Linked DNA regions of Homo sapiens: region 1 is linked to region 2. The links are chromatin contacts, found by Hi-C or POLR2A ChIA-PET in ENCODE. All regions are on one chromosome and are shown on one strand. Each heading gives the region's core, a stretch centred on a gene start or an enhancer-like site at or near the end of the contact. The rest is flanking DNA. Distances are from core to core; before and after follow the strand shown. Region 1 overlaps UBE4B (ubiquitination factor E4B). Region 2 has its middle 6.2 kb from the start of RBP7.

Evidence for each region. A loop is a pair of places that touch in the nucleus more often than their neighbours do. ChIA-PET counts read pairs that join two places held with the same protein, here RNA polymerase II (POLR2A). Pooled maps may share reads with other maps.
Region 1: POLR2A ChIA-PET joins it to region 2 with 10 read pairs in T-cell. The contact joins two enhancer-like sites. A Hi-C loop is called at or near these places in 1 of 50 pooled maps. POLR2A ChIA-PET finds 5 or more read pairs at or near these places in 5 of 52 experiments (K562, MCF 10A, OCI-LY7 and 2 more).

Annotation. Positions count from the first base shown.
Region 1 is chr1:10,159,602-10,162,749 of GRCh38, forward strand. It overlaps UBE4B (ubiquitination factor E4B), which reads left to right. Exons shown (of 28, transcript NM_001105562.3): 23 at 1,541-1,685. Among named protein-coding and RNA genes, the nearest start is that of KIF1B, 49 kb to the right of the region's middle. Within about 2 kb of position 1,695, at least 10 of the 41 ENCODE cell types and tissues checked have a DNase peak (open chromatin) inside an H3K27ac peak, as active enhancers do.
Region 2 is chr1:9,989,414-9,992,600 of GRCh38, forward strand. It overlaps a transcript of NMNAT1 not described here. Among named protein-coding and RNA genes, the nearest start is that of RBP7, 6.2 kb to the right of the region's middle. RefSeq lists a silencer at 1,858-2,152. Within about 2 kb of position 1,803, at least 4 of the 41 ENCODE cell types and tissues checked have a DNase peak (open chromatin) inside an H3K27ac peak, as active enhancers do.

The DNA of each region.
Region 1 (3,148 bases), core at 445-2,944, 170 kb after region 2:
GTGAACCTGGGAGGCGGAGCTTGCAGTGAGCCGAGATGGTGCCACTGCACTCCAGCCTGGGCGACAGAGTGAGACTCCGTCTCAAATAAATAAATAAATAAATAAAAATTTTATCCCACCTACTTGGATCTTTTGCAACCCATGTTAGATCTTTGATCAAATCTAGCTATACTTGTTAACCGAATTACTAGTCAATAATATACAAATTACCAGTGGAATAACTATTTGCCAGATAGATTTCTGTGAAGCAAACTTTTTAACTTTTTGTTTCCATAAACTGCTCTTATGGTCAGAATTGTGTTCCAGCTAAAGCCTGGCACGAGGCAGGCCCATGGCTTGGTCTGAATGGTGCTGATTGGAGCGCTTGTCCTGAACTTGCCATGTTCCTGAGATCGAGGCCTCCTGCACTTGTTCACAGGAACTTCTCTTCTCCAGCATGGGCTTACCACCCCGTAGTTGCACAGTTGTAGACCCTGAAGTGTAGCTTCTTTTTTTCTCTACGAATCTGGCATCTCCAGAGTCTAACAGAGGTAGGCCAAGCTATTTCAGTTCACCAGCAAGTTCTCATTATAACACGATCTGCAGAACAGTTCCTTAGATTGGAGGCTTCCAGTTTTAAAGTAAGTTAATATCCCACTTTATCAATATTACAGGTTCCAATTTTTCTTCCATGCGTCAGTCTTTGTGATAAGGAATAACTATATCAGTTGTTTTCTTATCTGTTGTATGTGGTTAATTATTTGCATTTTCTTGGTATATTGGTGAGTATATGCGTTTTTCCTGTTCTAGTCTGGAAGAAGTGTTTTCTCTCCTTAAAAACATTGAGGGAGTGAGCTAGGGGTGTGCTGGTAAGCCTGCTCTGGGAAGCAGGGTGGGGGAGTCAGCATTTGCTGGTTTTCCATGGTGTGACTGTTTCCTCTGTTGCCCAATTTAAGGTGCCAGGGGAATCTGGTTATAAAATTCTGGAATATTTAGCACTTGACTGTCATCAGCCGTGCAAGGTGGCTCCAAATACCACTGGAATGAGCTTATCATAAACAATTTAAAAGAATAACAAAATCCAGGCCAGGTGTGGTGGCTCATCTCTGTAATCCCAACATTTTGAGGGGCTGAGGTGGGAGGAACGCTTGAGCCCAGGAGTTTGAGACCAGCCCTGGCAACATAACAAGTCCCTGTCTCTACAAAAAATACAAAAGCTGGGCGTGGTGGTGTGTGCCTGTAGTTCCAGCTACTTAGGAGGCTGAGGCAGGAAGATTGCTTGAGCCCTGGAGGTCGAGGATGCAGTGAGCTGTGATTGTGCCACTGCATTCCAGGCTGGGCGACAGAGTGAGACCCTGTCTCAAAAAGAAACAAGATTAACATAATCTAAAGAGAAGCTTGGTGGTCCTTGAATTCCATAGTGCCTGACTTGTGCCAGGGTAGCCAGGCTTTTAGGGTGAGATAGTTGCAGTCTGGGTGGAGGTGCTTGTTCCCTGGGATTTGCTGTGGCATTTTGCTTCAGGGAGATGTATGACCATGTACAATATAATTGCCTTTCCAGCTCCGGGAAGCAGTTTGTTCGCTATATAAACATGTTGATAAACGACACGACGTTTTTGCTCGATGAAAGTCTGGAGTCTCTGAAGCGAATCCATGAAGTGCAGGAAGAGATGAAGAACAAAGAACAGTGGGACCAGTTGCCCCGGGTGAGGACGTGGTCCAGAGGCTTGGACAGCTTTGCAGGCCATCTGCCTCCACACACGGGCAGAGCTGCTTTGGGGCTGCATTTGTGGGTCTGATGATATGCGATCTGACATGCTGGGATTTTCCTTCCATGAAATCATATTGCAGGATTGGAATAGGAAAATTCTTAAATACCTTATCTGAAGCTAAGAAATGGGTTGAGAAGTCTTTGAAAATGTACACTGAAAACTTTCTCTGCCTTTTTAATTTTAAAGGGCTTTTTTGGAGATGAGCTTTTATTGTCTGAATATATTAATATTCATGAACATAATTAGGAAAGAAATCTCTAGAATTATGTCTGCTGGACAAGAATTTGATTTGTTCCTATGGGCTTCTCTAGGCAACTGTGTGAATCACTCAGGATCCTGGCGGGGTGTTTTTTCCCTTTCAGTTGATCTTGGGTTTTATATTCAGTTATTAATAGAAAAGAGGCCTGGCTTGCCAGGTTCCATGGAAAGCACGTGCCGTGCCAGTACCAGTGCTCTTTCCTGACGTGCGTAGCAGCCACTGAGATACTTCCTTGGTCGCTTATGAGGCCCTTGACAGTTGCTGGTGACTTCTTAGATTGGCTTAGGTTTATTGATTCTGTTCTTGGAATTGTCAGGCTCAGAATCAGAACTGATTTCCATAAGGGGTTCTCATGTCAAAGTGGGGACTGCTTTTTCTTCACTTTTTCTTTTTTTTTTTTTTTTGAGACGGAGTTTCACTCTTGTCGCCCACGCAGGAGTACAGTGGTGCGATCTCTTCTCACTGCAATCCCCGCTTCTCCGGTTGAAGCGATTTTCGTGCCTCAGCCTTCTGAATAGCTGGGATTACAGGCGCCTGCCACCACACCTGGCTAGTTTTTGTATTTTGTTTGTTTGTTTTTGAGACGGAGTCTTGCTCTTTCACCCATGCTGGAGTGCAGTGGCACGATCTCAGCTCACTGCAATCTTTGCCTCCTGGGTACAAGTGATTCTCCTGCCTCAGCCTCCCAAGTAGTTGGGACTACAGGCACCTGCCACTACGCCTGGCTTATTTTTTGTATTTTTAGTAGAGATGGGGTTTCACCGTGTTAGCCAGGATGGTCTCGATCTCCTGACCTTGTGATCCGCCTTCCTCGGCCTCCCAAAGTGCTGGGATTACAGGCGTGAGCCATTGCACCCGGACAATTTTTGTATTTTTAGTAGTGACGGGGTTTCACCATGTTGGCCAGGCCTGTCTTGGACTCCTGACCTCAGGTGATCCATCCGCCTCAGCCTCCCAAAGTGCTGGGACTACAGGCGTGAGTCACCGCGCCCAGACTTTTTTTTTTTTTTTTTCTTTTTTAATTTCAACTTTTATTTTAGATTCAGGGGATGGGGTACATGTGCAGGTTTGTTACATGGGTATACCGTGATGCTGAGGCTTTATGATTCAGCCTGTCACCCAGGGAGTGAGCATAATA
Region 2 (3,187 bases), core at 553-3,052:
CGCCACTACACTCCAGCCTAGGTGATAGAGCAAAACTCAGTCTAAAAAAAAAAACCAAGCTCAGCCAGCAGAGAGTGGAGAAGCAGCTGGATATTGGAGACTACGGTTGGACGGCAGAAATAAGTGGCTTGACTTCAGAGGGACAGCTTCATGGTGTAGCTTTGAAGAGGAGTCCAGCCAGGGACGGCTGGACTTCAGGGGAAGATTACCTTCTTGCTCCATCCTCCTTTCAGCTCCTCTTCCCACTGAGAGTCACTTTCATTGGCAATAAATTTCCATGCATTTACCATCTTCAATTCATTTGTGCTACCTCATTCCTCCTGGACACTGGACAAGAACTTGGGTACCACAAGTGCGGGTACAAAAGCCTGTCACACTGACCCTCCACTGAGCTGTTAACACTTAAGCTGTCCACAGCAAAGCTAAAAGGGCATTGTAACACCCCTTCTGGGGCTTCAGGGGTTGCAGGCACCCTCACCAGATGCTGCTGCGGGGCCCACACAAAGTTTTGCTCCTTCAGGTGCCCAAAAGCACTTGCCCCAGCTCCTGCACCCGCTCACCTGCATGCTCCGCCTCCCATAAGGGGTGGAACACAGCAGGTCCAAGTGAGTGGAATGGCCCCTGCCAGCGCCAAAGTGGCTGGCTAGTTCCAGCGCCCCTGCATTCCAGTTCCTGCCAATGAAGGGGTCAGGGAAATACCCTGCTTCAAAATGTATCAGAATTTTTTTTCATTGCAAGTAGCAGGAAGCTCAACTCAAAGTGATCTAAACACGGACATCTATACTCAGAAGTACAGACATAGGGCAGAATGGAAGGTGTGTAGGTTTGTAGGTGCTGTGAGTCAACACTGTCATCGGGGACCCGGGTTCTTTCCATCCCTCTACACTTCCAGTCACAGTGTCTTAAATCTAGTGCCCTTGAGTTATAGGAGGGTCACCAGTAGCCAGGCTTCCTAGTTCATGTTCAGGAGTGACTCCTCATGGCTCCCCATGGCTCTGTTAAAATCAAAGAAACATCTTTTCCAACAGCCCTTTCAAACTCCTCATCGCATCTCACTGGCTGATTCAGTCATTTAAACCTGCTTCTCCCTAAAGCTGATCACTGGCTAAGCTAATAGGGTTTCCGGGATTGGTTTAGCCTGATACTAATCCAGGTCTACCTTCAGGAGCCAGACCAAACTGCCTATTGGCATTGCATTCTTGCAGTAGGGAGGGGAGGTATGGATGGTGTGGAGTCCACCACAAGGTCCATGCCAGTCTTTGCTGAACCAGCATCAGACTCCATCAAGCAACAGATGAGAGGTTCCATGATAAAGTGGCCCTCAGCAATCCCCATCCATTGCTGTCTAGGAAGAACAGTGCTTGTACACAGGTTTAGGACCTCAGTCTTGGCTGTAATCTTCTGGTTTACTTTGCCAGCACCAAACAGAAGGAAAGAAAGGGCTCAAATTTGACCAAATAAATTATGCTTCTCCTTCCAGAGATAACCTTGAGTCCTGTCTAGGAAGATATTAGAATTGTAAAGAAAAAAAAAATTACTCCTTATCCTATGGCAAGTGGAGTCTATGTCTACTTCAGCTGAAATTAAATCCTGTCCATAATAGATGACCCTTGCTCAAGCTGGCCAGAAGCCATACCAACCAGCACGAAGGTTAAAACTATTATTAGTTTTTTCTGTGATTTTCATTTTCAGGCCAAGTTTTAGAACAATAAGATTTTAAGAATAGGAAGTAAGTAAGATTTCTGCATATCCTGTTCTCTTAGTCAGCTGAATTTTTTTTTTTTTTTTTTTAGACAAAGTCTTGCCTCTTCACCCAGGCTGGAGTGCAATGGTGCAATCTCAGCTCACTGCAACTTCTGCCTCCCGGGTTCAAGCAATTCTCTTGCCTCAGCCTCCCCAGTAGCTGGGATTACAAGCCTGGCTAATTTTTGTTTTTAGTAGAGATGGGATTTCACCCTGTTGGCCAGGCTGGTCTTGAACTCTTGACCTCAAGTGACCTTCCTAACTCAGCCTCCCAAAGTGCTGGGATTACAGGCGTGAGCCACCGCACCAAGCCTGGAATCTATGTCTTACAGTTATGAGAATCAACAGCTAGCTCATTATGGGCAAGGTGATGTCACTCTGGCTTCTCAATGAAAATGGCATTTCTCCCTTGGAAAAGGTCATAGCCAGTCAGTCAGTCAGTCAACAAACATTTATTGAGTACTTACCAGGCACTGTGCTAGACCCTGGAGATACAGGAGTGGTGAATGAAATCAACATGGGCTCTGCCCTGGAAAGCTTCATGGAAAAGGCAGTCAATAAAAAAGAAAAAAGATAATTATGGATTATAATAATGATAAAGGACGTAAGCAGAGATGTGATGTGGAGTAAGTGTGTATTAGGAGCATATAGGAAGGCTGTTCTGAGAAGATGGCTCTCAAGTTCTTGAAGATATCCAAGTACTTTTCTGTCCACATTCTAAACCAACTGAAAAATAAGACGAAAAAAAAAAGCAACAAAAGGGCTGAGCACAGTGCCTCACGCCTGTAATCCCAGCTACTCTAGAGGCTGAGGCAGGAGAATTTCTTAAACCTGGGAGGCAGAGGTTGAGCCACCCCACTCCAGCCTGGGTGACAAAGCGAGACTCTGTCTCTAAATAAATAAGTAAGTAAATAAATACTTTAGGTTTAGATTTTTTTTTTTTTTTGAGACGGTCTCAGTCTGTCATTCAGGCTGGAGTGCAATGGTTCCATCACGGCTGACTGCAGCCTCGACCTCCCAGGTTCAAGCGATCGTCCCACCTCAGTCTCCCGAGTAGCTGGGACTACAGGTGCATACCACCACACCCAGCTAGTTTTTTTATTTTTTATAGAGACAGGACATTGCCATCTTGCCCAGGCTGATCTCAAAATCCTGGGCTCAAATGATCCTCCCTCCTCGGCCCCAAAATGCTGGGATTACAGGCATGTGCCACCACGCCCAGCCTAGGATTATAATTTTTTTATAGATTACCTCTACCTAGTTGACGAAAACGGTTCAGTGGCTGTTGCCCCGAGAGCAAGCATTCATCCCAGTTTACCAGGGGCTTTTCCAATGTTAGCAGCAAGAGTTCCATGTCCCAGGCACTCCTTCAGTCCTAGTTGTTCCAATCCTAAGAGGATGAGCAGAGGCCAGGGGCGTTTAGGGACAATTCCTCTCCATGGAG